Regions from separate parts of the Mus musculus genome. Here region 2 is linked to region 1. Evidence: chromatin loops called from intact Hi-C (ENCODE). Cell type or tissue: left cerebral cortex. All regions are shown on one strand. Each heading gives the region's core, and the rest is flanking DNA. Links, peaks and the distances in the headings are about the cores only. Region 1 overlaps Ak5 (adenylate kinase 5). Region 2 holds the start of 3110067G11Rik (RIKEN cDNA 3110067G11 gene).

Region 1 (16,262 bases), core at 2,938-10,937:
AAGCCCTGCCCAGCCCAGCCCGGCCCTCCCCTACCCCCGACCCACCCAGCCCTCACCTACACTGTCTAGCCACGCCCACCCTATCTAGCTCCGCCCCGCCCTGCCCCCACTCCGTCCCGCCCACCAAGCCCTGCCAAGTACAGTCCAGCCCCGCCCTACCTAGCCCAGCCCTCCCCTCCCGGTCTAGCCACGCCCCATCCTATTCAGCCCCGCCCTGCCAAGCCTAGCCCCGCCTTGTCTGTAAGTGGCTCTAGTGTCAAGAAATGTCCTCCTAACTAGAGAAGAGAGCAGGCCTCTCTGTGAGGAAATAGACTGTGCACTGGCCTTAGCCACAGCAGATGCCCTTGGACCCTGATCCTCATCAGGTGGTGGGGTTCCGTTTTTTGTTTCTCTTGACCATAATCTTCTTTTGTATGTTTTAAATAGAATCCCTCTTCCCCCTTAGATTACTGACGTGTTACAACTGTCTATGGCTCTCAGAACTCTCTTGGCATTTCTCCCTATGGCTGACGACTGCGCTTGTTGCATCATCTTTCTGGTTATGCTATTTTTTTATTTTAATTTCCTTTATTCTGCCAGTGGGTTCTTGTTAAAGAAATAAGTGAAATATGTCCCGGTGCATAAATATTCTGGAGTAATGTCCTCATTCATAAATGTGCAACAAGGAAGAATGTGTACCATAAGGAAAGAGGGAGAAACACGAGGAAATACTGTCACCATAGAACGAGCAGGATGGCAGGAAGAGAATAATAGATTAATGCAAAATGGAGGTGTAGTATTTGAGGAGTCACTACGAATGGCAGGAAACGATGTCAGGAATTAACTCTAAAATTGTGATCAAGAAATAACATAGGAGCTGGAGAGATGGCCCAACTGTCATGAGTACTCTCTGCTCTTGCAGAGGGCCCAGATTCAGTTCCCAACACCCACACAACGGCTCAGACCCATCTGTAACTCCAGTTCCAAGGGATCCAGTGCTCTCTTCTGCCTCCCACAGGCACACACAGGTAGTGCACATACCTATAGACAGGCAAACCACTCATACACATAAAATAAAAATAAAGTAAATCTTTAAAGAAAAAGATTAACAGTAAAGGCACACTATTAATAATAACAGAAAACAAATAAATCATGTTTGCCTGCCAAAAATACAAGACTGCTGGTTTTCTTTAAGCCTTAATAATGTGATAACCACAGCGTTGCTTCTTATAATGTCTGTGCTCCTGACTACACAGATCACTTTTTATAAATCAATACTATCTTTAAGCTCTTGGCCAAATAGAGATTTGAGGCTCTGTCAAGGACTATACAGGGTTACCAGAAGCCAGTCCTTTCCAAGAGTCTGTGGGGTTTTTTTAAATTCCAGGAAGACAACATTATAAGCCAGCATAGCTCAGAAACAATAGCGACAGCCCGGCTGGAATGAGTCAGCACTCCCGAGAAAAAGGTGCAGGCTTCCACTGATGGAGAAGTGTAGCCCAGAGTGTGGCAGCCAGCCCGGACAACAGAGCAAAGTGCTGGGGGGAAGGAAGGGAAGGGGAGTGAGGGGAAGAGGAAGAGGAAGAAGGGGAGGGGAGGGGAGGGGAGGGGAGGGGAGGGGAGGGGAGGGGAGGGGAGGGGAGGGGAGGGGAGGGGAGGATGCATATTGGAACTGAGAAACTCAGCATGTAAAAGCCCTTACCATCAAGTCTGACAACCTGAGTTTGGTCCTTGGAAGTAGAAAACCAACTCCCAGAGTTGTCCTCTGACCTCCACGGCATCCCCTACACACAAACACACACACACACAGACACACAGACACACAGACACACAGACACACACACATACATACACATACACACACACATACACACACATACATACATACATACACATACACACACACATAAACACACACACATACACACACACATACACACACATACATACACACACACATACATACATACACATACACACATACACACAAACACACACATACACACACACACATACACACACATACATACACACACACATACATATACATATACACACACATACTCACACACACACACACACATTCATTTTAAAGATAACAAACTTAGAAATCCACAATCGTTTGTCCTTGAAAACATTAGCAATTTTATGCTGAGTACCACTGGAAATTTCTAAGCTGTGTGATAACCAACTTTAATCATCACTAACTTTATTTCACTGAGAGCCAAGCAAAGAAACTCGGGGCCTGCTTAGCATTTTGAACGTGTGCACGTTTCGAACGTGTGCACGGAGAGGAGCACGCTTCCTTATTGTTTTCAGTTTTTATCATCATTATCATTGTCAGCGTGTGTGTACGTGGGATGTGTGTGTGTGGTATGTAGGGGTGGTGTGTGTGTCTGTGTATGTGTGATGTGTGTGTGTGGTGTATGTGTGTGCTGTAGGAAGGTGGTATGCATGTGTATGTGTTGTATATGTGTGTGTTTGTGTATTTATGGTGTGTGTGGTGTGTGTGTGAAGTGTGTTTGTATATGTGTGTGTTTGTAGTGTGTGTGTCTATGGTGGGAGTGTGTGTGTGTGTGTGTGTGAAGTCAGAAGACAACTTTCAAGCATGCTCTCTTTCCACCTTGTTGGCAGGGTGTCTCTTGTTTCTGCCATGCTGACTTTCACACTGCTAAGCCATCACGTCAGCTCAAAGGGAACAATGTCTACGAGGCGTTCCTAGATGAACAATATAGGAAAGCGCCTAACCGTGCTGGCCACTCAGTCCCTAAACCCCAGAGAGACCTCCCAGTCGGACAGTGCTGACTGGGTCCAGCGTGACTCTGCTTACAGAGGAAGTGTAGCCAGAGTGCATTGAGGCAGACTTGGGGTTACCACAGAGAAGGGTGACACTGTCTGTGTCAAGTTCCTCCTGCCCAGGATTAGCCCGACTCTTCATCTGCTCCTAGCATTTTTAAACGTTGAGGTCATTTGAAAAGCAAACAGCAATCCTGTTTATCTTCTGTCTAAAACCAACTTTTCCATCCGTAATGCGCTGCTTGAAGCAAGAAATCTATTATTTCTGAGTAAAATTTGTCTGCTAGAACCCCAGCCTGGGTATATTCTCCTACCAAGGCTTCCTTGGTTACATGTTGTCTTGTTATTCTGCTATGGCATAATGACACACTGAGTTTAGAAACCCTATGGGCATGCACATACGTAAAAGTGGCTACAAGGGGCCGGAGAACTGCCTGAGCAATTAAAAAACATAGTTGCTTTTACAGAAGACCCAGGTTTGATTTCCAATACCCACATGGCAGTTCACAGGGCATCCAGTGCCCTCTCCTGACCTCCTTTAGTACCGGGCACACACAGTGCACATGCACACATTCGGGCAAAGCACACATACACATAAAATCATAAGATATTATTTTTCTTTTCTATGGCTTTAGCGGACTCACAGCTTGCTTCTCTTACTTTATTCTATGGTGTTATTTTTGTTCTGTGCATCTGAAAATGGAACGCTGTGGAGGCGGGGCATTGACTCAGACAGTCCAGCAAAGTACCTGCCACTGAAGCTAAGTACCTGAGTTCAGACACCCAGCATTCCTGTAAAAGCCAGACATACTCCCTCGCATCTGTAACTCCACAGTTGGAGAGGGGGGATGCAGGGCTCATTAGCCAGTCATGATGGACACTCGTTGAGCCCTGAGTTTAGGGAGAAACTGTCTCAAAGTATAACAGAGAGGCTGAGGGAGATACCTGACACCAACCTATGCCCTCCATACCCATGCACACATGCATCACATAGGCACACACATGCTACATACACGTACATAAGAAGAAGGAAAGTTTTGGACCCTGTGTGTTCACACCAGCCTCAGTGTCTCCATAGTAACATTCATATTTTACAGTGAGAGGCAAACTGCTCTTAGGGGATGTTCATCACTGGAGGAAGGAAAACTGGAATTGTAGCCACAGCATCTGTCTGTCCTGTGGTGTTCAGGTTAGAGGTGCAGCAAGGAGGGTATTAGTCTGTGTGTCCTTTTCTGAGTTATCATCAGCTCATACACACAGTCTGTTAGCATGCTTCCTCAGGATCCAGGTATGTGCTGGTTTGAATATGCTTGGCCCAGGGAGTGGCACTACTTGGAGGCGTGGCCTTGTTGGAGGAAGTGTGTCATTGTGGGTGTGGGCTTTAAGACCCTCGTCCTAGCCACCTGGAAGCCAGTCTTCTACTAGCGGCCTTCAGATGAAAATGTAGGACCCTCAGCTTCTCCTGCACCATGCCTGCCTGGACGCTGCCATGTTCTGCCTTGATGATAATGGACTGAACCTCTGAACCTAATTAAGCCAGCCCGAATTAAATATTGTCTTTATAATAGTTACCTTGGTCATGGCGTCTGTTCACAGCAGTAAAACCCTGACTAAGACAAGGTAGAACCATGCCATCACGAAGAACACCGGGCTGACCCAGAGCCATGCAAGGGATCCTGGATCGTTGGCCCTCTCCCCTGATGTTGAGCACTTCTTCTGCGTAGAAACAATGGCAGTTCAGAATGAAGTCTGTGAGGAATAGTTTTAAATTCTTGTCAGTTGTGTCCTAGAATCCTAGGATCATGCAAAGTGGTTAAAACATCCGGAACAGAAGGTTCTTAGCATGTTCTTAGCATGTTTGTCTATGACCGATTAACTACCGTGTACGTATATAATTACACATTCGAAATCGGTTGTTTATGTTTAGGCCTGGCTGTGCTTAACAGTGTGTTGGGGAAGTTACTGAAAGGCATGGGATGAAAATAGAAGTTAGTTTTTTAGTATTCCTCTGATGAACAAGTTTACAAACCCCAGATTGAGTGGAGGGGAGAACCTCTGATGCACTGGGGCCTCCCTAACGAGAGTTAGTTAGTTAGTTAGTTAGTTAGTTAGTTAGCTAGTTAGCTAGCTAGCTAGCTACTTGGCTCTGCTGCTCCATAATTACTGGTGTGTCCCATACGATGGAGATGACTGACTTAAAATTTAACCAAATCCCTCTGCTGCTCACTAGATTTACTAAAGAAAAGCTAAAATCGCACATCCTAAGCGAGTATTGATATTACTGTAAGGTCAGGTGAGAATGTGGCTACTCGTGCGACTGTAACAATTATTGTACCTGGATTTAAAAAACCCACACTGACCCCTCTGTGTTTGCTCAGGCGCGTGTGTCCACTGCTGTCTCTCAGCTGTGCTAATTGTGAAGCCAGTCTGTGCAGCCCTAATAATGGCTCTGATTTGTCTTACAAGATGGCTAAGTAGGTCATGGTTTTGTGTCAGGAGGAAATGGCTTTTTCACGGTCAAAGGAACAACTGGCTTCGGTTGTGAGGTGTGTGTGCATGCACACTGTGTGAGCCCTCTAGCTGTGGTTGTGAGCTGTGTGTGCACGCACCCTGTGTGACGCATGGACACCTTGCCTGGTGACCTGGTGTCAGTCTTGTTGCTATCATTTTCCCATAAGACCATCACTTCACTCTCAACCTCCCTTTTTGTTCTTTAAGTCAGGAAATAGTGGCAGGATTTCCTTTCACATATTTCAATTCAAGAAAGCAACTTATAATACCATAGGTCCCGTCACCTTTCGAGGTAAACATAGAAACCTCACCTAGTTCCTGAGACATTTCTTGTGGAGACAATGCCACTGAGGCAATTGTTCATTTATGAACCCTGTGTCCCCTTGCAAAATGTGTCCTTCAGGTGAACTGAGCAGAAGCAGACAGCGGCAAAGGAACTTTGCCCCAAAGACTCATTTACTAACCCCATGTCCCCTTGCAGAATGTATCCTCTATGTGAGCTTCTGCTTGGCCGAAAGTGGGCTGTGGCAGAGGGGAGCTGTGGGAGAGCTGAGCCCAACTGCTAATCCTGGAGCTTTTCTAGCCTTTAACAAGCTCTCATGGTGTTTCCCACACAAGTGCAAGCAAGGAGGCTCTAAACAGAAGACCCAGTAGAGGAAGAGGACACCAGAAGGAGATGTAAGCAGTTTAGGACTAAAAATTTACCCTAGCTTGTAAATTTTATTAAGATACGTAATTACACAGCTGGATTCTTAAAGTGGTGTTGCCCAGGCTATGTATTTGCCAATTCATCAACTGTTGCCAGATAAGATTTCTTTCCATGGGACTGACTGGATCAGAAGTCAAGAGCACTGGCTGCTCTGTCAGACGATCAGGAATCAATTTCCAGCACCCACATTGCGGCTCACAACCGTCTGTGACTCCAGTTCCAGGAGATCCAAATGCCCTCTATGGCCTCCCCGGGCACACATGCAGGCAAAAGATGCACATACATAAAATAAAAAAAAATTTTTTAAATCTTTAGACCCTAAGCAAGGATCTTAAACCCTTCTATCTAGACTGTAAAGACTCAATCAGGTGAATGCCTTGTTTCTATAACACAAACCTCTTATACAGAGCGTATAATTTAGAGCAGTCAGTGTTTGTTTCCACACACACTTACTGAACATTCCCGCCTAGCTGAGGATGTGCATAGGAAGTTAAGAGGAATATCTTATCTGCATGGTAACATGGGAGGAGAATGTCTCCAGATAATACTTAGGACAAAGATCAAACACTCCATAAACACATGCTGTTGAGTTATGTGTAGTTGTTGGAAACTTGCAATGAGATGGAAAATTCAAGAATTTACTGGAAAATGCATGGAGAAATTGTGACTCACCCGCTTTTAAGAGACAGAGGACCTAAAAATACTCAAGAACAAAAATCTTATGAACCCATTCTTCACTAATATCCTTAATAATATTCACCACTAGGGACAGGAAATGTTGGGGCTCAGGAGTCTCCTCCAATGGTTTTTCAATGAAGGCAGCAGTTAGAGGATCCACAAGGGAGACCAGAAATATCTGGCAAAAGGTCTTGCCCTGGTACCAGGCCTCTATGCCACCCAAGGATAGAGTGAATTATTTTTAGAATAGGAGAGTGGAGCTTTGTTTGAAAGGAAGGTGTCCTGCCAGGCATGATGGACTTTATGGGTGTCTTGCAAAGGCGCTTTGTCCCATTGCAAACGCTGACCGGCTGCTTGTTTGATGTGATCAGATTTGCCTTACTCTACAAAGCCTGAAGGCTGCATTTGAAATTAGCATTTGTTTTACTCAGACAGAGCCCCTTGGCCTTGAAACTCCTGCTGTAGTCTCACTGGCATCCATCCCTAATGGAACCTGTGTAGCAAGCAGGATGCGTCCTCTAGAAATGTGAAGGAGCCTGCTGTGTTGCAGTTGTGAGCTCCCCTGTATTTAGTAAAGAAACCTGCCCTGTCATTCTGTCTCCTTTGAGAAGAGGTAGGCTAGGTCCTCGGTGCAGCAGTGAGAAGATAGAGACAAACGGGCTCGCTGGTGAACTGGTTACTTTGTCTCTGAGTGAAGTCACACCAGAGCAGAACAGAACCAGATATTGCTGGTAATGTAATGACACTTCCAGGGTGTCTTAGTCAGGGTTTCTAGTCCTGCACAAAACATCATGACCAAGAAGCAAGATGGGGAGGAAAGGATTTATTCAGCTTACACTTCCACATTGCTGTTCATCACCAAAGGAAGTCAGGACTGGAACTCAAGCAGGTCAGGAAGCAGGAGCTGATGCAGAGGCCATGGAGGGATGTTCTTTACTGGCTTGGTGCCCCTGGCTAGCTCAGCTTGCTTTCTTTTAGAACCCAAGACTACCAGCCCAGGGAGGGCACTACCCACAAAGGGCCTTTCCCCCTTGATCACTAATTGAGAAAGTACCCCATAGCTGGATCTCATGGAGGCATTTCCTCAAGGGAGGCTCCTTTCTCTGTGATAACTCCAGCTTGTGTCAAGTTGACACCCAAAGCCAGCCAGTACACAGGAGCTCAGGCTTATCTGAGAAAGTACAGACTGAGGCCCACTTAACAGAAAATTAACTGCAGATAGCAGTCAAGCAGGTGCAGAAGACAGAGCCAGGATTCAGTGAGTGTTCACAGAATCATACAACATATCTATGTCTTTCTAAAATGTCAGAATTCATTAAATAATAAATTAACAGCAATGTCATCTGACTACAGTTGACTAGGTAGTTCCCAATTTCCCTTGATATCAGCCATCGGCAAACACGGGTTCTCTGTTACAATCTTAATTACTGATGTTAACTCTCAGATCTCAGATCACACATTGCATATCACACAAGAAATGTGTTTGCCTGTGTGTTCGCACCTGCGTGCATATGCATGTACGCACGTGAGTATGAAAGAATAGCTACAAAAGGTTAAAGAAGCCACAGTAGCGTTCAAGGAGTTCAGAACCTCACTACAGGCAGAAGACAGCTGGCAGAGATGCAAAGAGAGTAACTTCTGCGATAATTGGGACATTAATAAGCCTTGTTGGATTCCTACTACTTTACTGGAGCCTTGAGTATAGAGCCAAGCCTCAGGTTCACAGATCCAAGCAAACTAAAGAAGCTAAATGAGGGATGATGGAGGCCACAGGGGTAATATATAGGATAGAGTCCAAACAGATATATGGACAGACAGATGGCAATTAAAGTAGACGATATCAACAATGGAACCCAGCTGAGCTGAAGCCCCCAGGGACAGTTAGGAGTGCTCTGTCTGTCAGTCCTAGATCTCCTAATGCTCACTCTGGGTGCTCAGTGATTGATAGCCTTCAGCATCTGGGTGCTCGGTGATGCCTTCAGCATCTGGGTGCTCAGTGGTTGATAGCCTTCAGCATCTGGGTGCTCAGTGATTGATAGCCTTCAGCATCTGGGTGCTCAGTGATTGATAGCCTTCAGCATCTGGGGGCTCAGTGATTGATAGCCTTCAGCATCTGGGTGCTCAGTGATTGATAGTCTTCAGCATCTGGGTGCTCAGTGATTGATAGCCTTCAGCATCTGGGTGCTCAGTGATTGATAGCCTTCAGCATCTGGGTGCTCAGTGATTGATAGCCTTCAGCATCTGGGTGCTCAGTGATTGATAGCCTTCAGCATCTGGGTGCTCAGTGATTGATAGCCTTCAGCATCTGGGTGCTCAGTGATTGATAGCCTTCAGCATCTGGGTGCTCGGTGATGCCTTCAGCATCTTAGGATTTAGCATCCTCCTCTCTTTGTAGGGTCCTGGTGAGGGTGATGCATCCTGTTGTGGCCTTGATAAGTTGTGAGCTTGGTTTTCCAGATGTAATTTGGATACGCCCTTATGTCCATATGTTTTCCCAACGGACTTTGACGAGTCTCTAATGGTCCTTTGGGTAGTTATCAGTCTGTGCCTCTGGTGGTGCCGGGCACACTGGTGTTTACATTCACAGCAAGGAAGGAAATGAGCCTTCCTGCCTCTGCCTCTGCACTCAACATGGTACCAAATGCTGATTGTAAAATGGAGTAGTCCAAGGCTACTCTTGGCCTGTCAGTAGTTATGTTACCCAATATGGGGTAACCTGGGCAGGGTACAGGCTGATCTCAAAAGCATCACACAGTGTCTCCCAGAATGCAGTCAGTTTTCTTCTTCAGGACACTGAGTCTCGTTTCCCTTCTGTTTCTCAAATCAACCACTCACTGGCTGAAAAGACCTGCCACATCCCCTGACCCTCAAAAGACCAGTCCTTACCCCACATGTGGTAAATCAGCTAAGAGTGTAGTTGGCTGGATGATAGATGACCTTTTAGACAGTAGCCAATCTCTCCACCTGCTGCCCTCACCCAGGGGCGTCCAGCCTTCTGATGTTGGTATTTAACATTGTCACGTACAAAAATTTTGAGCCTCATTCATAGCCGTCCTAGCCACATGCAACCCTTGGGCCACAGGCCTGTGTTAGCAGAACAATAGAGTAGTAAACCCTGCTGGCCGAGTCATTCACGTTCACTGAGATCTTAGCCGCAGAAGTATCCACAGGATTGTAAAGTCCATTTCTTCACTCCATCATTACAAGCTGGTTTCCCCATTCTCGGACTTCGTTTCCTCCTCGTGTATTTATGATTTTTTTCCCTGAAACTTGGGGGTCAAAATTGCTCAATTAGCCAGAGAGTCAGTGAGTACATTTTTAACAACTCTCCATCCTGTAGTTACTTTCTATCATTAGATCATCTTGCTGAGGAGTTAATTGTGTACCAAGATCAGCCTGTGTGTTTTTAATGAGAAGGGGGCTAATACTAGCCCCACAGAGTATTGGAGCTAGGGATAGCATCCAAGGAAGAAGGCAGGACGGGCACTGAAAGAGCTCAGAAGTTGGCCATAACCCTCAAGCTAAAAATAGGAAGGAAAGAGATACAAGGCAATTCAGAACATGGTTTGGCTCTTCCCAGAAATAAAACAACGTAGTTTTTAAGAACATAAGAATTGTAGAGAGAAGAAGCTATGGTCTAGTCCCATCTGCTTTCTCCACTGGGTCTATCAGCTTCAAAAGTCCTTACTTTCTAGGCTGACTGTTTCTTGTGGTGATTAATACTTCATGTTGTTCTAGAACTCCACGGGATGCTTTGCAGTGATTGCTTACAATTGCAAAACAAATTGATTACCTGGCTGGGGTAAAGCTTAATAAATGGTAAGAGCTCATTACCCAGCTGAGCTTTGCCGTCCCACTCTTTTTTTTTTTAATTTGATATTTTCTTTATTTACATTTCAAATGTTATCCCCTTTCCTGGTTTCCCCTCTGAAAACCCCCTATCCCCTACCCCCTCACCAACCCCACCCACTCCTGCTTCCTGGCCCTATCAGTCCCCTATACTGGGGCATAAAACCTTCACAGGACCAAGGGCCTCTCCTCGAATTGATGACCGACTAGGCCATCCTCTGCTACACATGAGGCTAGAGCCATGAGTCCCACCATGTGTTTTCTTTGGTTGGTGGTTTAGTCCCAAGGAACTCTGGAGGTACTGGTTAGTTCATATTTTTGTTCCTCCTATGGGGCTGCAAACCCCTTCAGCTCCTTGGGTAATTTCTCTAGCTCCTTCTCAATCAAGTGGAAACAAAAAGAACTATACAAAGAATCAACCAAACCAGGAGCTGGTTCTTTGAGAAAATCAACAAAATAGATAAACCCTTAGACAGACTGACTAGAGGGCCCAGGGGCAGTATCCTAATTAACAAAATCAGAAATGCAAAGGAAGACATGACAACAGAACCTGAGGAAATCAAAAAATAAAGAAAATGACCAGATCCTACTACAAAAGGCTATACTCAACAAAACTGGAAAACCTGGATGAAATGGACAATTTTCTTTTTTTTTTTTTTTTTGGTTTTTTGAGACAGGGTTTCTTTATGTAGCCCTGGCTGTCCTGGAACTCACTTTGTAGACCAGGCTGGCCTCGAACTCAGAAATCTACCTGCCTCTGCCTCCTGAGTGCTGGGATTAAAGGCGTGCGCCACCATGCCCAGCGGACAATTTTCTAGACAGATTCCAGGTACCAAAGTTAAATCAGGATCAGATTAATGATCTAAACAGTCCCATATTCCCTAAAGAAACAGAAACAGTCAGTAATAGTCTCCCAAACAAACAAACAAACAAAAAAAAGCCCAGGACCAGATGGGTTTAGTGCAGAGTTCCATCAGACCTTCAAAGAAGACTTAATATCACGCAAACTTTATATGCCCCAGTACAGGGGAACGCCAGGGACAAAAAGGGGGAGTGGGTGGGTAGGGGGGTGGGGGTGGGTGGGTATGGGGGACTTTTGGTATAGCATTGGAAATGTAAATGAGCTAAATACCTAATAAAAATGGAAAAAAAGAAGACTTAATATCAATACTCCTCAAACTATTCCACAAAATAGAAACAGAAGGTACTCTGCCCAATTCATTCTATGAAGCCACAATTACTCTGATACCTAAACCACATAAAGACCCAACAAAGAAAGAGAACTTTAGACCAACTTCCCTTATGAATATTGATGCAAAAGTATTCAATAAAATTTTCGCAAACCGAATCCAAGAACACATCAAAACGATCATTCATCCATCATGATTAAGTAGGCTTCATCCCAGGGATGCAGGGATGGTTCAACATGCTGTTCCATTCTTGTGCACACCCCTGGTACTCGTTCACTTCAGATACACAGCCAGAGGTCTCAGGGACAGCAGGAAGCTACTCTCCCAATCCAAAGAATGCCTTGAATACTTTCAAGAAGAAAGACAATGAATGGGGCTGGTGAGATGGCTCAGTGGGTAAGAGCACCCGACTGCTCTTCCAAAGGTCTGAAGTTCAAATCCCAGCAACCACATGGTGGCTCACAACCATCTGTAACAAGATCTGACGCCCTCTTCTGGAGTGTCTGAAGACAGCTACAGTGTACTTACATATAATAAATAAATAAATCTTAAAAAAAAAAAAAAAAAAGACAATGAATATCCCAGAGGCACCCTCACTTGCATTCAGATCTCCATTCCATCTCTCTATTCCCGGTCCCTGGAAGGCCCTCCTTCAGTTTGCTACTCTCGCCTGTACAAAGCACACAAACACCTGGCAACCTCCCGACTCTACTATCGTCTCTTGGCCCCAGTATCACAGAAGCACACTCCATCTCAGCCCTTCTCACGATGAACTCTAGATAATGATCTGTAGTATAAGTGATTCATCACTGACCTTGATATCCATGAAGGGAAGGGCATCACCATCGTCCATTCATGGACCCCAATTGGGATACATCCCAGTTTAATACTTACAGATTCATCCAACGTGGGAGAACATGAGCAAGCTCCTTCTCGGGCTGTTTGACTATCCAGTTTGATTATTCGCTGTTCCAACAAAACACTTCCATAAATGCTAAATGCTGTTTGTAAGGATTTTCGAGAAGGGGGAATCTCTTAGTGTTAACAACTATGCATTGACTGAAAACCAGACTCCTTTTCCTATGTATTACTGATGCCTTTCATCAGCCGGCCCTGTATTCCTGTCAGACACATTTGCCATAGTTTACAATTTTTTAAGCTGATCTACTTGATTTCCATCGACTCTTGCACATAATTATGAGCTGAGCATATTTGGCCATCAAAGTTAGTCAAGAAGACAGAAACATTTATTTGTACTGGCAAGTGATCCCAGTGCTGGAAGATGCCAGGAAAGGAGAGGAAAGGGGAAGGGAGGAGAGGGAAAGGGAGGGGAGGGGGGAGGAAAGGACTGTGGGAATAGCCTGGTGGGTGATTGCTTGACTAGTGTGTGCCAGGCTCTGGGCTCCAACCCTAGCACTGATGATGGTGGTGGTGATGATGATGATAATGACGATGAGATGGGGTATCTCAACTAAGAAAAAAATCAGTAATGACGGAGAAGGAAAATAACAACAAGAAAGATTGAGTCTGACCATCCATCTTCTAGGGCTGAAATTAGCTCCAGTCAAACATCTCATGGCTTCAACTGTGTGCATGTGTGCAAATGCGTGTGTGTGTGTGTGTGCAAGAGTGTGTGTGCATGTGTGTGGTGTGCGTGTGTGTGGTGTGTGTGTATATGTGTGTGTACGTGTGTGTGCATATGTGTGTGTGTATGTGTGTGTGTAGTGTGTGTGCGTGTGTAGTGTGTGTGTGTGTGTATGTCTGTGTGTGTTGTGTGTGTGTGTGTGTGTGTGTGTGTGTGTGTGTGTGTGTGTTTCAGACTTCCCTGGTGCTTTTCAGAACGTGGGAACGTGGAAGGTAACAGAGTTAGGAAAGGAACCACCCTCACATAAAGTCAAAATTTGGCTTCTACAGCTAGAGCTTCTTTAGTTTGCAAACTTTTTTGACAAAGGCTCAAATATTTATCTAACAATTTTATAGTGTTAAGGCTTCAGGTTGTAAGAATGCCAGGAAGAAAGAGGGAATAGGAAAACACAAGGGAAAAGGACGTAAATTAGTCCTGCTCAGTTCAGTTTGGCGTTTGGCGTCTGACTGGCGCTAAATGAGGTCTCAGTACAGTCCTCGGCCCCAGAGAGCACAGCCTCTTCTCCACTGTCTCCTTTAACCTTTCTTTACCAGGTTCTCCAAAAGTGTTTTAGTCGTCTTGTGCTTTAACGAAGACAAAGCCAACATGGATCAGATCTTTCTTCCTTGTGTCACTATAACCTGGTACAGAATCTGTCATACAGAATGCGCTCAGTGAATAATGGGGGCAGGGAGTGATGGGTAAAGTCACTTGCTTCACCAGCCTGACGACTTGAGTCTGATCACTGGAGCCCCCAAGACCCCAATGCAGTGGCTCACATCTATAGTCCCTGCCATCCTACAAAGAAATGGGTGGAGGGCACAGAATTATCCTGAAGCTCATGGGTAGTTAGTCTGGCATACACGGAGCGGCAGAGAAAAACAGGAGAGACTCTAGCTCAACAGGGTGGAAGGAGAGTTGTCCTCTGACCTCCAAATGTGCTATTCTCTGGCACATGTGTGCCTGTACACAGAGAGAGGGGTGAGGGGGAGAGGGAAGAAGGAAAAGAGGTAGGGTGGGGGAAGCACATCATTTTTTTTAAATGGGAGAGGAGGGAGGCTTTTTGTTCTTAGAAACAGTCTTGTTATGTAGCCCAGACTGGCCTCAAACTTCCTTTCCTCCTGCCTGACCCCCCAAGTAGTGGGGTTACAGATGTGTGCAACTGCAGTGAACATCCAATACTTCCCACTGCCCTGCCAGGCAGAGCTCAGGCTCGCAGCACTGGTAACCTATAAAGCTCAGAGTTTGGTGTAGCCACAAGTGTGCTCAGCCCCTGTCCCTGCCACTAAAATGATCTTAGAAGGGTTAATTAACCCCTTGAAACCTGGCTCTTGTTTTTGTTTTATTTGAGTGATTGACTGTTTTTGCAGTGCTGGGGGTGAACCCACAGCTTTAGGTGTACTCACAAGCACTCAATAGGGAGTGACATCCCCAGACCAGGGCTCCTTTGCATCCTTTGTGTGTGTGAGGGGGTTCCTGTGCACATGCCCGTGGCAGGGGTGCACATGGATGGAAATATGTCCAAATAATATTGTTGCGGAGATTGAGTGGCTAAAATACACAGCCAACGACCATCACAGTGAAGTATTTCCCAGCGATGTGTTGAGCTGGTGACTGCTGTTTTCACAGTTCTAACGCTACAAGGCTAACCAGGATTATCTTCAGCATCCTCTTCTTTCTTAGATTCCAATCACAAAAGTCCCAGTTACATTGTTACAGCTTCAACTTAAAAGCAGTTTCTTTTTTTCTTCTTCTTCCCCGCCCCCCCCTTCCCCCCCAGACAGGGTTTCTCTGTGTAGCCCTGGCTGTCCTGGAACTCACTCTGTAGACCAGGCTGACCTCGAACTCAGAAATCCGCCTGCCTCTGCCTCCACACGCCTTTAATCCCAGTTTCTTAAGGCATTTTGTAAATATCCTAACAGGCTTGTCTGGAATCTCTTTACTCTGGTGACTTTTCCTAACAAACCTGTTGACTTGGCATCTGAATTCCCAGTGAGATGAGGTGGAGACAATGAGCCTTTGATTCTGCTGTCCAGGGCTTCCCGGTGCCCTGCTCGCGTCCCTCTGCACAGAATCCTGCCAGAATCCAGTCTTCTTTCACATCTTGTCCTAATTCCTTTTATGAAGAGATAAACAGTTCTCCAGAGCTTGAGTCCACAGAGCTGAGCTACAGGAATCCAAATAAAAACACAGGGATGCTGTGTCTCAGACCCAGACTGTCCCTGCCCGCCCCACCCACCACCACTTTGTGTAGGTGTGACTCAGGTTTTAAAATAGATTAGGAGGCCTTTAAAACCCAATCCTGCAAAGTGATTCCATGGGCCCCTGATCCACCACTGCTGTCTGCTGACTTCACTGCAGGCACTGTGAGTCTTTAAAGTATTACAGTTTTAATGCACGCTTTACCGTTTTACTCACAGAACAGAAAAATTACAAAATAAGAACACTAAGCAGCCTGAGACTGCATTTACATGTGTGTGCGTGTACATGTATGTGCACATACATGTATGTGAGAGGCAGATGATGCCTGTATTAGTCAGGGTTCTCTAGAGTCACAGAACTTATGGATAGTCTCTAGATAGTAAAGGAATTTATTGATGACTTACAGTCGGCAGCCCAATTCCCAACAATTGTTCAGTCGCAGCTGTGAATGGAAGTCCAAGGATCTAGCAGTTACTCAGTCTCACGCAGCAAGCAGGCGAAGGAGCAAGGGCTCGAGCTAGACTCCCTTCTTCCAATGTCCTTATATTGTCTCCAGCAGAAGGTGGAGCCCAGATTAAAGGTGTGTTCCACCACACCTTTAATCCCAGATGAAAGGCGTAGCCCAGATTAAGGGTGTGTTCCTTAAACTCGGAGATTCAATCTTCTGGAATCCATAGCCACTATGGCTCAAGATCTTCAAACCAAGATCCAGATAAGGATCTCC
Region 2 (16,262 bases), core at 3,211-11,210, 67 kb after region 1:
ACCTCCCAGTCTCCACCTCCTTCCCCATGGGCAGAGATCCTTCTGGAAGCCATAGAACACTGACTGGGACGCCGGTCCAGTTTGACCTGAACCCATACTAACAGCTGACTGTGGTCAACATCGTGGTGAACCCTGCAGCATGAAGAGACTACCAGACTTATCACAACGAGTGCCTCCATTTCTGGGGTTCTGTCTGTTTGTTGTATGTGTTCAATAGCGTGTACGTCCCCCTTGAGTGTTCTGTTTTAATGAGATATATCACGACTATGTCTATGGCTGTGGTTGGTTTGGGCTGAATTGCACAATCTCAGATTTCTCAGGACAGAGAGTAAACAGTGTTTTAAAAGTCTCTGCTAGCTGACATTTGGGCCAGATCCTGTGCCCCAATTTAGCACATAAAATAATGAAGCTCTTCATTAAACAGAGTTTTAAATAGTGACTCATGTTTGCTGTCATACAAGCATACTTTCTTGGATGTTTCTGATGGCAAACCTGTGGGGCTACAGTTTTCACCTGGCTCCCTGTGACCACTGGCTGATAGAATATGTGATGTTTGTCTGAATTCCAAGTCTGCCTCACTCCAGCAGGGAGGGCCAGAGGGCCTTACAGGTGGGGGTCGGAGCAGTACCAGGGCACCTGTGCCTCTTGGCATAGTGTTCTCTATTGTAGAGAGCTTCTGTTTCTAAGGCTGCTACAAACATTGCAGGCCCTATTTCAAACAAAGCAGACATGTATTAGATAACACAGCAAGCCAATAAACCTGGGAAAATGGGGACTTTCTTCAGGATGGCATGCAGGGACTCTCAGGCATATTTCATCTCTGAACCCCCAGTCTTACTTTCTTCCCACCAGCTTGACAGAGAACACTAGCAGTTCCTCCCATCTGCTGTGAGAGGAACGGCCGAGCCTTCGGTAAGGGGATGAGGACTTTATTAGCTATCACAGCAGTTACTTGTTCACCATGGCCTTTATCTCAGCATTATTACACTGTAATTAAGAAGAGAGAGATGAGCAAGCCTCTCTGGGCTGCCGCCAGCTCCAGGGCAAACCTTTTCTTGCTCCGGTCCTCCAGAAAAGCAAGCTCTCAGGCAGGCACAGCCCACAGTCACCTGGGGGATCTTTTAAAGACCGACCTACCTTCCTTCCTTCCTTCCTTCCTTCCTCCCTTCCTTCCTTCCTTCCTTCCTTCCTTCCTTCCTTCCTTTCTTTCTCTTTCTCTCTCTTTCTTTTTTCTCTCTCTCTCTATCTCTCTCTCCCTCTCTCTCCCTTCCTCCCTTCCTTCCTTCCTTCCTTCCTTTTTTTTTTCTTTTTTAATAATGAGAATTTTCAAACTTCCAACAAAGCTGGGAGCATTTTTATGGTGAGCATTGTGTATCTGTCAACTAAGTTCTGTGGTTAGCATTTTGCCAGGTCTTGTTTTCTCACAGCTCTGTCTATCAGACCCCCATTTTTTTCTATACATTTCAAGATGCATTGCAAATTACTGCCCCCTTTTCTTGGGGAATCTTCTAAACTTTCAAGTCTTCCAGTGTCAGCTGTAGACATTCATAGATATTTTTTTCTGGTCTGGGATTTTTCCCCCATCCTAAGTCTCTTCGTTCACTGCAGTAACCGTGCTGATGGAGCCCCTGCCAACCAAGATTGTGCCAGTTCCACAGTAAAGAGAAAACCCAGGCAGCCAAATACTGACTGAACAGAGCTCTAGAAGTAGTTTATGGCTGCGAATCATTAGTGGAGTGCCTGCCTGGAATGCCATGGTGAGATCACATGACCAGACAGGACTTCTCACCTCATGACCATGTCATGAAATAGAAAATGAGTGAGCCAGCATTGCAGTCACCTTCAGGGCACACATCCCAAAGACCTCAAGTCTACTGCTAAGTCCCACCTCTTAAACTCCCTACTACCTTCCACAGTGCCAGGCTGACGGCTCAAGCCTTCACCTCATGAATGAGCCTTTAGAGAATATTCCAGACCTAACTTTTAACATGTCAGGATTAGAATCCTTCCATGGACGGGAGCACAGTGAAAGGAAGGCTAGGTGACTATGGTGTAACACACCCAAAGTAGGGACCCCTTTGTGGAATCCAGTTAAGGAACCAGGCCATGGAGGTAAAGGGACCCTTAGCGCGTTATAGAGGTCAGAGCTGTCTGATTTACTTAGCTTGTGTGATCACGTCAACAACTTAATTAGAGCCAGGATGTAGGAACTTTGTGACCTCAGAAAAGAGATCAGTCAATGCTCTCCCAACCACTTAGCAGGTCCAAAGCAACGAGTCCTTGTGCTGTGTACAGGACTGCCTCACGGAACGCTCATCACCCAGTCATTGGCCCAGCAGTTGCCCGGTACCTCCTAGATTCTAGGCCCTGATAATAAGGAAGCAGGCCTGTTACTCTCTGGGTCTCAGCCCAATCTAAAGTCTTACATGACCCACAGCTGACCCTGTCACTGGCATGTTTCACCCAAATGCCTGTCAGAGGCTTTCAGAGCTTGTAGAAATGTTGACTAGCGTAAATAGATAATTTCTTAGTCACTCCAGGCTGCAGAGCATTGAACACATTGACCCTCAGCTTAGCAAAGCCTCATGGTGGCTGTAGGAGGTGACAAGTGACTTGTGGGCCCTGGGTGGCTCAGACTCACAGTTAAGAAGCAAAATAGCTTTTCTCTGAAAGGAGTCATTCAGTCACAAAAACATGAACTCTGGGCTGAGACCACTTCCATTTAAAGAGAAGGATTTCAAGGGTAGGAATGGATAGATTTTGAGAAAGAAAGAAAAAAAAAACCAGAGCGATTACCTAGAAATAGGATAGGTTGGTTTGCAAAAGGTACTTAGTACTGCCAAAGGTATGGTTACAGAGGCTATTTACCTTTAAAGATGTGGGAAATCATGCTACAGTTTAAAGATGTGTCTAATTACTGTAAAAGCATACACTATTAGAGCTGACTGTGTCTGTGTGTGTGCTCATGTGTGTACACATGTAGGCATTGTGCATGTGCTGTGTGTGTGTGATGGCGTGTGTGTGTGTGTATGTGTGTGTGATGGTGTGTGATGGTGTGTGTGTGTGTGTGTGTGTGTGTGTGTGTGTAGGTCAAAGTCTTGGATGTTGGTCCTCCTTTTGCTTGAGACAGAGTCTCTCATTGCCTGGAACTTTCCCAAGTAGGCTAAGATAACTGGACCGTAAGCCTCCAGAGATTCACCTGTCTCTTCCTCCCATCTCATGATCACTGAGAACTTTGAGAGAAATATTCAAATCCAACCAGGAACACCTCATATCATCAGAGGAGGAATGTGGTTGCCGGGAGACGTTACGGCTGTGATGAAGTTAGGTCTCATGGCCCAGTAGGCTCTGTTTTCTCACTCTCTCAAGGAATGCTTACCAACTCAGAGTGGATAAAGTGAATAATTGACTGTTATAGAGAGCGGGCAGTGCCTGTCATGGGAGGCACCATAGTTTCAAAGGAGGTAGAGCATCCATTACCAGTTAGGGCCTGATATCAGGCTGGCTGAGAGGTAGAGCATCAAGGAATTGGATCAACTTGGTGGGGTCGCAACGAGGACAAACAACAAGCTGAAGAGTGAGGGGATGGGAGGATGCCATTAGCGAGATGGCTTGAGTTGAGTGGTGAATGCTTACGTTCAACCAGATGTGTGTACCGCTGAAGCTGGGTCAAGAGAAAATTAATTCCCAGCTAATGTAGGAATATAAGCCTGAGACCCTTCGCTAAAGGCAATCAGAACCCAGCAGACATTTCCCCCACTGTTGTCTTAGAGAAATGTAGTCCTGTAAGTGCTGTGGATCCAGTGTATGTTGTTGAACTATCAAATATACATGCAGAAGTTCATACGTACTGATAGAGCTTGCATGCCCATACATGGTCAGACATTTCTAAGGAACGAAGTGCCCACATTCACTTCTGACTTTGAACTGGGTTTGATTCAGATGTGGTCAGTGTCATAACTCAGGACTGAACTAAGGAGTGGGTGTTTGTTGGAAATGGCGGGTGCTAAGCATCATGGTTTTTCTGAGAGAAAAGATGAAGGGCATTTATAGTGCGATTATAGATGACAGACAGATTTCAAAGGCTTTTTCAAAAGAAGACACAGAGCTTGGCAACTGGTCAAGGAACTGCGGATGCGGAGGGAGAAACCACAGACAGGGTGAGGCAGAAGATGGATTGCTTCTCCCCAAGTAGAAACCGAAGGTCAGGAACAGTCAAGGGCCCGTCCGCAGCCACAGTCAAGGGCCCGTCCGCAGCCACAGTCAAGGGCCCGTCCGCAGCCACAGTCAAGGGTCCGTCCGCAGCCACAGTCAAGGGCCCGTCCGCAGCCACAGTCAAGGGCCCGTCCGCAGCCACAGTCAAGGGCCCGTCCGCAGCCACAGTCAAGGGCCCGTCCGCAGCCACAGTCAAGGGCCCGTCCGCAGCCACAGTCAAGGGCCCGTCCGCAGCCACAGTCAAGGGCCCGTCCGCAGCCACAGTCAAGGGCCCGTCCGCAGCCACAGTCAAGGGCCCGTCCGCAGCCACAGTCAAGGGCCCGTCCGCAGCCACAGTCAAGGGCCCGTCCGCAGCCACAGTCAAGGGCCCGTCCGCAGCCACAGTCAAGGGCCCGTCCGCAGCCACAGTCAAGGGCCCGTCCGCAGCCACAATCAAGGGTCCGTCCGCAGCCACAGTCAAGGGCCCGTCCGCAGCCACAGTCAAGGGTCCGTCCGCAGCCACAGTCAAGGGCCCGTCCGCAGCCACAGTCAAGGGCCCGTCCGCAGCCACAGTCAAGGGCCCGTCCGCAGCCACAGTCAAGGGCCCGTCCGCAGCGGATACAGACTTGCGGAGCTGCATTCTCCACACGGTAGAGGATTCTGCACTGTTAGACTCCTCCTAACATGTCATTTGTGTTGGGATGGCCATAAATTACTCACCCCTTGCCTCTGGATGGCGCTTATGGGTCTTAATCAGAGCCTGGCACCCAGCTGAAACTGCGGGTCTCCTGTCACCCTGTCCTAAATCTGATATTTCTCTGGTAGGAAGACTCAGCTCCAAGACTGTTAGCACCAGGCTTGTCAATGTCACACCAGTGAAAGCCAACCCACAGTGTCCCCAAGTGAAGAGCTGAGTGAGCAGGCCTCAGGCTAAACCCTAGGTTCCCTCCCAAGAGTAAACAGTACATAGTAAAATGTCAGCCAGGGACACTGTGGGCCGCAGGTGGTAGAGTGCTTATCCAGAGGGGATCAAATAAACCGGATGTTGTAGTGATGCCTGTAATCACCTCACCTGGGAAGCAGAGGACGGAGGGCCAGAAATCATCCTTGGCTACATCAAGTTCAAGGCTAGCCTGGACTACATAATGTCTTCATGCTGTAAAATCCAAAATAGCTAAGCCATGCCGGCTCTATACAGAACTGTAAATATATAAAAGCATGACTTTGAAATTCTTTGTAAGAGATGAACTTCAGAGAAGCCCTAGGTAAGCAGCGTCTATCCTTTCCACTTAGTGGAGAGAAAAAAGTTACCATGGTTCATGGAATGTGTTTATAATATTGACTGTGAACTCAAAAAAGAACATGGTTTGGCTTTTTAAATAACCGCAGCTCTACTTCACTGATCTGTGAGGTGGTAGGTAAAGTGTCAGGTGCAGAGAACAGAAACAACAGAGCATACACCCAGCTCAGCACCTTCTCTGACTATGGGAGCACTCAGCACCATCTCTATGGGAGCACTCAGCACCATCTCTGTGTGAACACTCAGCACCATCACTATGGGAACACTCAGCACCATCTCTATGAGAGTACTCAGCACTATCACTATGGGAGCACTCAGCACCATCACTGTGGGAGCACTGAGAATCCAGGTGCTGCATTTAAGGGGAGGCTATGAAAACAGGTGCAGGTATAGACCAAAGAACACCAGGTCCAGAAGAACCCCCCTTGCTCGGCTAGGCTTCCGGGTTCCAACAGGCTGAGTGGAAAGCCAGTCTTTGAGTATTGACCCTGTTCCAATGGTGCAACTTCAGGTTCACAAGGAAAATTCAATAAATCAGTTTTTTTTAAATTCCATTTGATATTGAAAATAAGGATTTCTCCACTCCTTTTGCCATGAAGACTTTGACAGACCCCTTCAAGGTAGAATTTCATCTAAACTCTGAGTCATACTACAAGGGGCTGTGTCCCAGTCAGCTGGGAGGTATAAGCCTATGGGTGTGGTGGCAGCCAAGTGATAGCCGTTGTCTTCTTCAGGCACCCGGCCATCAGAGAGCACAAACCCTTCAGTTTGAGATGGAGTTCTCCAAAAGAATTTTGTCCCCTGTATTAAATTATCCTAGAGGGACACCAAGCCCCACTGCACCCCTAAGCGCTGAGTTAGACCTTGGTGGCATATCAGAAAAGCTGTGCAGTCACTTGCAGGTTTTGTGACCTTCTTACAGTAAGGAGATCACATGGCTTCCCAGTTTGGAGCCAGGGGAAGAATCATGCCTTTGTATAGGTTACTTAAAATTCCACACTGCCTGCACCATTTGGGCCAAAAATGCTAAGAATCTGCAGCTCCTGCCCCCACGGAAGGCTTCTAACCAGGGCAGCAGCGCGGCTCCACACAGCTGTTGTTGAGATGGAGAGTTTTAATTGCCTCTGTGTCAAGATTTATTAAACAACGCTTCAGAGGGGCAAACCTATAATAGTCATATTAGTAGGCGGCTGAAGAAAGGAAATAATTGGAACACAGCATCTTTGCCTTGGAAGGCAACTCAGAAAATATCTTTTCCTCGTGATCAGCCACTAGCTATCCCGGGAAAAGAGTTTCCAGGTAAACACAAGCCACACAAGTCCCGTTGCCTCCCAGAGCTCAGCTGTGAGTCCCTCTAGACATTCACCTAGAAGCACTCCTTCCTCTGAGTGGCTTTCTCTTGTCCCCACACTCTCCCATCCTATTACAGCTGGAGGCGAGAGTCACTGCTCTGCCCCCAAGGAAAGGGCTGTCCATGTGCTGGCCTGCCCTGTTTCTGTTAGCCTCTGTAATAGCTGTATTCCTATGATGTCTGGCCCATTCATGCAACGTTGTGGGGGCGTCTGAACCTCCCCATTTGACTTAATGCAGCAATGTGGATGAGTACTGTATCTTTCCTGCCTTGTCTGCCTCGGCAAGATGCCTGAGAGGCTCTTCTGCTAAAATGGGCTGGGAAGAGCATCCCTTAATAGCCAGTTCCCACTACCCAAGAGAGCTAGGATTTGGGCTAGAATCTCAATTGTGTTTTGTGTTTTTTATTTCAAATATTCCTTTTTAAAGAGGCTATGAATAGGAGGCATGAACTAGCACCAACTATGGGTGCTGTGTACTATGTCTTCTCTCTCTCACACACACACACACACACACACACACACACACACACCACACCACACCACACACACACACACACCACACCACACACACACACACACACACACACACACACACACCACATATACACACACACACAAACACCATACCACACACACACACCACACACACACACACACACACACACACCACACACACACACACACACACACACCACACCACACACACACACACACCACACCACACACACACACACACACACACACACACCACACCACACCACACACCACATATACACACACACACACACACACACACACACACACACCACACACACACACACACACACACACCACACCACACCACACACCACATATACACACACACACAAACACCATACCACACACACACACCACACACACACACACACACACACACCACACACACACACACACACACACACACACACCACACCACACCACACCACACACCACATATACACACACACACAAACACCATACCACACACACACACCACACACACACCACACCACACCAAACATATACACACCACATACACACACAGCACACCACACCAAACACACACACAGCACATATACACACACACACAAACACCATACCACACACACACACCACACACACACACACAGCACACCACACCAAACACACACACACCACATACACACACACACACCAGATAAATAAAATAAACATAGGGTGTTCTTCTTCCCCTAAAATCTGAGGAGTAAAAAGAGTAGGAAGGTCCTGGCATTTGAAGGTGAGAACCAGGAAGAGCAATGTCCCACAGTCCTCCAGAAGGAATTGGGGTGTCCCTGCCGGGCTCTGGCCAACACTGGTCCACTCTGTTTCTGTTAGCATAACTGCTTCCATGTAAGCTGCATATAAATGAGCATGGTGGCTTTCTTTCTGTGCCTGATTTATTCCACTTGTCGTAAAGGACATGCTGGCCCTGGGAGAGGGGAGGAAATGGGAGAAGAATGTTTGAGGAAATGGAGGGGCTGGGGCCTCTGGCTTGATTGCATGCTGTATGCATGTATGTGGAACCAATCATACCACATTCCCGAACATGGATAGACTCACCAGTATAAATATCTTATGAACTTTAAAGTAATTATCAGTGAAGCATGGAGATGTATGAAGCAGGCAGCGACTGGATGCAGGCGTCTCTTCTCTCTAGAGCATTTCAGCATCGTCCCCTGCACATGGGGGACCAGAATTTTCCTCTCCCCCTGTATAGTATCTGCAGACCACCATCAGCTTTCAGTGGAACCAACTGACTGACCCAACAGTGTTCTCGGAAGCCAGCAAACGAAGTCGAGTTCCACCTTGTCATTCGTAGATGGGTTTCTGTGGTCACCTTCAGTGTGGAAAAGCCCCTGTGGGTTTCTTTGACACTTTACAAGGCTACTTTCATTTTATTTTATTTTATTTTTATCGGTTTTTAAAAGAGAAAAGGTGGGGGAGGGAAATGGGATGAACAGCTGAAACCCCACTGCTCTCAGCTTCCGCACTTGGCTGCATCGCACTTGGCTACACGGTTTGGGGGGTGGGGTGTGGGGATGGGACAGCTCTGGCCACCTGGGAGCTGGAGAGCAGTGTGGCCTCAGGTAGATTATCACAGCATAGGCTTGGGAGCCTCACTCAGTATTGCAGGGGTAAGAGGGGACAGTGAGTGGTGCAGGGGTGAGGGGGGTCAGTGAGTGAGTCTCTACAGCGCACATGATCAACACATATGAAACATTATCATGAAACCCATTATTTTATACAATGAATATACACCAGAAAAAAATAATAATAATTGTTGCATCCCCCAAAAGGAGACAGTGGACCTGAGATGCATGTCTGATGTGTCTCCTTCCCAAGGTGGCCCTGGCTCTGGCAAAGGCACCCAGTGTGAGAAGCTGGCAGAAAAATATGGCTTCACCCATCTCTCTACTGGTGAGCTCCTGCGCCAGGAACTGACCTCAGAGTCAGAAAGAAGCAAACTGATCCGTGACATCATGGAGCGTGGAGATCTGGTGCCCTCGGTAAGCAGACACCCATCCTGTCTCCCCTGGCAGCCAAGCCACTGGCTACGGTGGCAGGCTGGATCATGGAGACAAAGAAACCCCCAGGATCCAGAGAGAGGTTTGATTTCTCTCCTGGGTTACAGTCCTGAGGCAGGGTGGCCTATGTCAACAACCATCTAACTTCCAAGCTGTTCCTTGGCCAGCCCTTTAGGTGTCAGCCCGGTTCATGTGTTTCCAAAAGGAGCCTCACTTTAGAGAAAGATCTTCAAAGCTTTAGAGTATGGAAAGCTAAAATCCGAAGCCTCCAGGAAACAGACGCCTCGTTGGAGTGGGCATGTGTGATGCTTTGTGCTGACTGTCCACCTGACAGGCTCCAGACTCACTTAGGAGACAGTCCCCTGTGGGAGATTATCTTGACTGGGTTTATTGGTGTGAGAGGACCCAACTTGACTGTGGACGGGACCCTCCTCTGAGTAGGGATTCTTGTTCTAGTCACTCTTCCGTTGCTATGACAAACACCAGAGTCAACAGCAGTTTACAGGTGGGTTCTAGATTGCAGTCCATTACTGAGGAAGCCACGGCAGGAGCTCAAGGCAAGAACTGAAACAGAAGCCAAAGCTGAAGAGGCAGGTCCTCTTCTCAGGTGCTTCTAGGTTTAGGTCAAGTTGGCAAAAAGCAACCAGCACAGTCATGGGCGGCGTATAAGATGGAGAGAGCAAGCTAAGTAGCAGCAAGTATTCACATCTCTCTGCTGATTATGGGTGCATTATTGCTGGAGCGTGCGTGCGTGCGTGCGTGCGTGCGTGTTTCAGGACCAAAGGAGGATGTTAGGTGCCTTCCTCTATTGCTTCCACCTGAGTTTTTGAGATAGGTTCTCTCACTGAACTGCAGCTTCCCCCCCCCCCTTTTTTTTTTTTTTTTGCCCAAGCTGGGTGGTTAGGATGCTCTTGGGACCCACCCACCTGTCTCTGCTTCCCAGTGCTGGGTGTGGCCGCAGACACTTGCTGCTGTGCCCGGCTTTGTAATGTGGATACTGGGAATTTGAATTCAGGTTCTTCTGTTCTCATAGCAAGTGCTCGTAGCCACTGAGCCTTGTCTCCATCCCCCAAAATAAAGATTTTTATCAAGTAGTGCCCATCCGGCACTCACCTTGCTGCCTCCTATGGCTTCTTCCTCGGGTCAGGCTATTGCCGCCTTGGGCTCTCCATGATGGCTTTTTTTTCCCATTTATTTTTTGTTTTATGGGGTTTTTTTATTAGGTATTTATTTCATTTACATTTCCAATGCTATCCCAAAAGTCCCCCACCCGATCCCCCACCCACTCCCCCACCCACCCACTCCCACTTCTTGGCCCTGGCGTTCCCCTATACTGAGGCATATAAAGTTTGCAAGACCAAGGGGCCTCTCTTTCCACTGATGGCCAACTAGGCCATCTACTGATACATATGCAGCTAGAGACATGAGCTCTGGGGTACTGGTTAGTTCATATTGTTGTTCCACCTATAGGGTTGCAGATCCCTTTAACTCCTTGGGTATTTTCTCTAGCTCCTCCATTGGGGGCCCTGTGATCCATCCAATAGCTGACTGTGAGCATCTACTTCTGTGTTTGCTAGGCCCCAGCATAGCCTCACAAGAGACAGCTATATCTGGGTCCTTTCGATAAAATCTTGCTAGTGTATGCAATGGTGTCAGCGTTTGGATGCTGATTATGGGGTGGATCCCTGGATATGGCAGTCTCTACATGGTCCATCCTTTTGTCTCAGCTCCAAACTGTGTCTCTGTGACTCCTTCCATGGGTGTTTTGTTCCCAATTCTAAGAAGGGGCAAAGTGTCCACACTTTGGTCTTCGTTCTTCTTGAGTTTCATGTGTTTAGCAAATTGTATCTTATATCTTGGGTATTCTAAGTTTCTGGGCTAATATCCACTTATCAGTGAGTACATACTGTGTGAGTTCTTTTGTGATTGGGTTACCTCACTCAGGATGATGCCCTCCAGGTCCATCCATTTGCTGGCTCTTTAGCCTGAGTCCTCTCCATCGCCCATTTCTAGTTGACCTTTCTGCCTCCTACAGAGCTCTGCCTAGTCACAACTTAACGGAGCCCCCTCCCCTCTAGAAAACAGCAACCCCCCCCCTACTCTGGCCCTTTGTCCTGCTCTGCCGTGCCTGCTATCCTTAGCTAGAGTATATTCGTTTATCATTGTCTGCCTTCCTCATTAGACTGTGAATTAGATGGAGAGTTAATTCACAATTCTTTAAGGAAGGGTTCTGGCCATGCCTGCGACTTCTGCGTTCCCCAGGCTCCTGCCAAACACTAGAGAAGGAGGTCTCCTCCCACCCCGCCCACAGGCCCCACCCCTAGGGAAGGAGGTCTCCTCCCACCCCGCCCACAGGCCCCTCCCCTAGAGAAGGAGGTCTCCTCCCACCCCGCCCACAGGCCCCTCCCCTAGAGAAGGAGGTCTCCTCCCACCCCGCCCACAGGCCCCTCCCCTAGAGAAGGAGGTCTCCTCCCACCCCGCCCACAGGCCCCTCCCCTAGGGAAGGAGGTCTCTTTTCCTCACACTCCTCCCAAGGCCCCTCCCCACACTGCACTGTTCTTTCCTTACCTTGCACACTTGTTTAATCAATCTTTTTAAAGGCAAAATCGTGTTGGTAGAAAATAGTTCTCTGGTCTAAAAGTTTTCTCAAGTTAGCACATGTCAAGTTTTGCATAATGTTTACTGGGAGAACGCCGCCAGCAGCGTTTCATTTGCTCCTAACCTGCCACGATGCCTGGTCCATCAGCTGCTACTGTGTGGAACAAGACACGTGGAACATGTCTCATGGGGTGTAAGATGCTGAAGTCTTTCTAGTGAGATAACAGCAGAAAGGACAGACCAGAAAGGAAAACCCTCCCGGTGGAACCCAGTACTGACTGAAAGACCTGAAAGACTGAAAGACTCACTGCAGACATGGGGGGGCGGGGGGAGGCAGGTTAGTCCAAGAGATCTGCTATTAATCTTGCCACATCCTCCCCTCCCAGAAGAATGTCTGAGGAGTCACATTTATTGTGATTTGGGGGTGCCGCTAGGCCCCATACTGACCACTCTCTCTGCTGTAGGGTGTCGTTCTGGAGCTGCTGAAGGAGGCCATGGTGGCCAGCCTGGGCAACACCAAGGGCTTCCTGATTGACGGCTACCCCCGGGAAGTGAAGCAAGGGGAAGAGTTTGGACGAAGGGTGAGCTGATGTTAGCAGTGCCCAATCGGGGCACAAGGACAGCACTCAGCTTAGGGGGTACACGCAAAGCCGCCTCTTACCCAGTAACACTGTCCAGATCTTGGCGTTACCAAAAGCGGAAACGTAAACTCTTTTTTTTTCCGAAGACGAAATACAAAACTAGGGCAGGAATGACCGGTCTAGCGAGGAAGCAGCAGCAGTCGGGCTCGGCCGGGTGTGGGGAGCGGAGCCGCCGGTGCCTCTTTGGTTCTCTCCACCTCTGCCTGTTCCTCTCTGTGTTGCTCATTTCTCTTCCTGCTCCAGGCTTCTCTCCTCTCATTTCAATGACCTCGCAGAAAACTAAGTCTGCCTTGGGGTGGCAGAGTGCCCCACAAAAGACCCACTGCTGCTTCCTTCACTTTAACAAGGACTCTGCTAATAGACCCAGCCTACAGGAGCCAGTAGGGGGCAGGCGGCACACCACCAGAGCCACACAGCCTGAGAGAGAAGGGCAGTGGCCCCTGGGCAGGGAATAGAGTTACATAGGCACAGAAGAGGGGAGAGATGCTGCGAGGACAGGATCCAGAATGCTTGCCACCCTCCATAACACTGTGCCATCCCCGACTTTGTGCCCTCCTTAGTGGCTCAGGGCTACCAGCTGTCACAAGAACCAGTAACTACCCACTACTGCAGCTGCCAGACGGTGACCTGCTTGGGCCAGGCCCTATGGTACATACTGTATACCTTGCCTGCAACTCTCCAAGTCTAGGCAAGTGACCATATTTGTTACACTAAGACTGACACCAAACCTCCAAGAAAGTCAGGTGTGCGTGGCTACTGTTTTATTCTGCAGTATTTTCATCTGAATTCTTTGAGTTGATGTTTTTAAAAAGTGGAGTGACCTTTTCAGTGAATAGAGTAAGAGGAATGCCATTCCTGGGGTTTGGAGGGCCAAGCAAGTGCACGGTTGCACCTCTCTGTGCAGGATACCTAATATAGGCGCTTGCAGAAGTTTGCTGTACCCTCGCCCCAACCACACAGCTTTTGGGGTCACCCAGTTCCATCACCTTCTAGCAAGGCCACAGGGATGAAGGCGATAAAACCTTGGGTTTCATCTACCCTTGAGTTTGCTTCATCAAGCTCCCCTCAGGAGTTCCTCCGTTGCCTAGCCCCCACTTTAACTAGAGCCAAGGGGTCTAGAGAGATGGCTCAGTGGTTAAGAACAATAGCTGCTTTCAAAGAGGACCTGAATTTGGTTCCCAGAACCCACAGGGTGCCTCACAACTTCCAGGAACTCTAGATACCAGGTACCCAACTCCCCCTCTGGACTCTGTGGGCACCAGGCACACGTACATGGTGCTCATCATATAAGCAAACAGGCACACACATACACATGCTACATAAAATTAAAAATATATATATTTCTTAATTAGTCAAAAAAAAAAAAAAAAACGCTTCATGATCCAGTCAGCAAAGATGGACGTGCAAGAAGGTAGATGGGGGGGAGGGGGGAAGCCTTGTGACAGATCTGTGTATAAGTGCAAACAATAGCAGAAACAAGCAGACATGCAAGCAGATGACTGTAACTGGCTTCTGAGTGATGCATACCCCTGCAGAGGATGTCACAGCCACCTTTGCTGAGGACAGAGGAACAGCAGTGCAGGCCACGCCCCAGCTTAGATGTTCGGGGTATAGAGGTCTTTTTTAGAATGTTCACTGAGAGATGTAGAGTTTTCTGAGTCTCCCATGCAGTCAAGAACACAATGGATTGTAAATACAGGTGTCTCTTATTCCAGCCCCTCGCTAAGGAAAAGCAATAATAAAACCATAATCCGAGTTCTTCATTATGAAGTTCTCCATAATTCAAACTTCATTTTGTAGCTTTTATTTTTTTTTATTTATTTTTTATTTTTTTTATTATGTATTTTCTTCAATTACATTTCCAATGCTATCCCAAAAGTCCCCGTTTTGTAGCTTTTAAAGCTAGATCTGATGGCAGATCCCAGCATGGATGCCCATGGAGTTACAAACCATGTTAAGCCATGGGAGGCACTCCTGGGGATCCAACCAACAGCCCACTGGCCACACACATCCCAGGACTGCTACAGACATTACGTCACAGTGTCAAAAGGTTTGGTGCCCCTGTCTGTCTGTCTTTCCATGCTGGTGAGCTTACAGTCTGCTGCAGAGGAGCATGCACAAGGCGCTTCCCTCACCTTCCACACAACTCTCCAACATTCCTGACCCATCATGCCTTTCTCCTCTGCCCAGAACCTGGGCAGTGTGGCTCAGTGGTTACTATCAGAATTCCCTGAGTCAGGGTTCAGATGTGGTCTGAGGCCCCATCGGTCCTCACTAGCTGGAAGTGTCTAACTGGTGGCTGGATAGTTTCAGCTCCCCATGTCACTACTGACCCAGTGGCCTTCAAGTGAGATGTCTGTATGTTTGCAAAGTCAGTCTTTTATAAACTGCTAGCAGTGTAACTTCAGGGGATCCCAATGCCAACTGAGCAGGCAAGCAGGAACCACACATGAAGCTTCCAAAGTGGTTGCTTGCCTCAAATTTAAATTGAACAAAGACCGTGCCCACAGAGGAAGACTCTTGACATAAGTGCCATGAAAAAGCTATTTCCTCAAATATTACCGGGCTGGAGGGGGGGAGGGGAGTCCAGGTATGGTGGCCCACACCTCTAATCCCAGCACTCAGGAGGCATGGGCAGGAGGATCTCTGAGACTGAGGCCAGCCTGATCTACAGCATTAGTTCCAGAACAGCCAGGGCTACACAGAGAAACCTTGACTTGGGGCAGGGGGAGGTTTAGGAGGCTGGAGAGATGGCTCAAGGGTTAAGAGGGCTCACTCTCCTTCCAGAGGCCACAGTTCAGTTACTAGCACTTACACCAGACAGCGCACAACCCCTTGTAACTACAGCTCCAGGATATCTGACACCCCCTTCTGGCCTCTGAGAGCATCCAGAGCACATGTGGCATACACAAAAACAAAAATGAAATCTTCTTAAATTTAGGGATTAAATGTTACTATATGATCAAAACACAGTATAAATTTCTCAAAAAAATTCACTTTTTAAGAAAAACCATATTAAGTGATTCAGGTCACTCCCCGATTAATTGCTGTGTGCCAGCTGTGTTCACGGATGCAGGAGAGCAAGGTCAAGCCTTGTGGTCTGCGCTCGAGGAACCGACGTGTCAGGGAGGCCTCTCAGACAGTCAGGCTGTGAAGTATGCTCACACATGATGAAAGATGCAGACATTGGCTCAGTGTCAGACCCCGTTCCTAGCAAGCCCCAAATTGAGTGCTGGCAATCACTCTCAAGCTTTGGGTGTTGACGCAACCTCTGCCTGCTCTTATGTTGGTCCAACTGGTCTTTCAGGGATGGCTCCAGCTTAGATACAAATAACCTCTGTCTATGAGTAAAGGAACCCTTGAGCTTTCTCTTTTTTTGTCCCCATGTGTGGCCTGGAAATGGCTCATGCCGACCAGGCAGACACGTTTTGAGAGAGCTAATAGAACCACCAGTGTCTCTCAAGCTCGCCCTCTGCTGGTGAAGGAGAATTGCTTTCTCCTCCACCCCCACCTAGCTTTCCTGTTCAAGGGTGAGTTACATTCCAGAGGCCAGACTTTAGGGAAGGTCCCCCACTCTGTTCCTTATGCCCTGCGCATCCCTCGGGGAGCATGG

Evidence for each region. Hi-C counts contacts between places; a loop is a spot of excess contacts. Peaks named below come from ENCODE experiments on the same cell type or tissue, not always from the same donor. Only the 100,000 strongest peaks of a DNase experiment are listed, where the experiment ranks them.
Region 2: a loop joins it to region 1, with 6 times the contacts of the local background. A loop is called at or near these places in 2 of 42 quality-filtered maps.

Annotation. Positions count from the first base shown.
Region 1 is chr3:152,541,824-152,558,085 of GRCm38, reverse strand. All of the region lies in intron 6 of Ak5 (adenylate kinase 5), which reads left to right. Among named protein-coding and RNA genes, the nearest start is that of 3110067G11Rik, 60 kb to the right of the region's middle. In left cerebral cortex, for the core only: a CTCF peak has its summit at 6,783; a DNase peak (open chromatin) is centred at 3,489; H3K27ac peaks cover 429 bases.
Region 2 is chr3:152,474,668-152,490,929 of GRCm38, reverse strand. Ak5 (adenylate kinase 5) reads left to right here. Exons shown (of 14, transcript NM_001081277.2): 11 at 9,229-9,392; 12 at 12,473-12,589. 3110067G11Rik (RIKEN cDNA 3110067G11 gene) reads left to right here and starts at 1,363. Exons shown (of 1, transcript NR_165813.1): 1 at 1,363-7,370. In left cerebral cortex, for the core only: no CTCF peak of the experiment used is centred there; DNase peaks (open chromatin) are centred at 6,517 and 7,040; H3K27ac peaks cover 1,205 bases.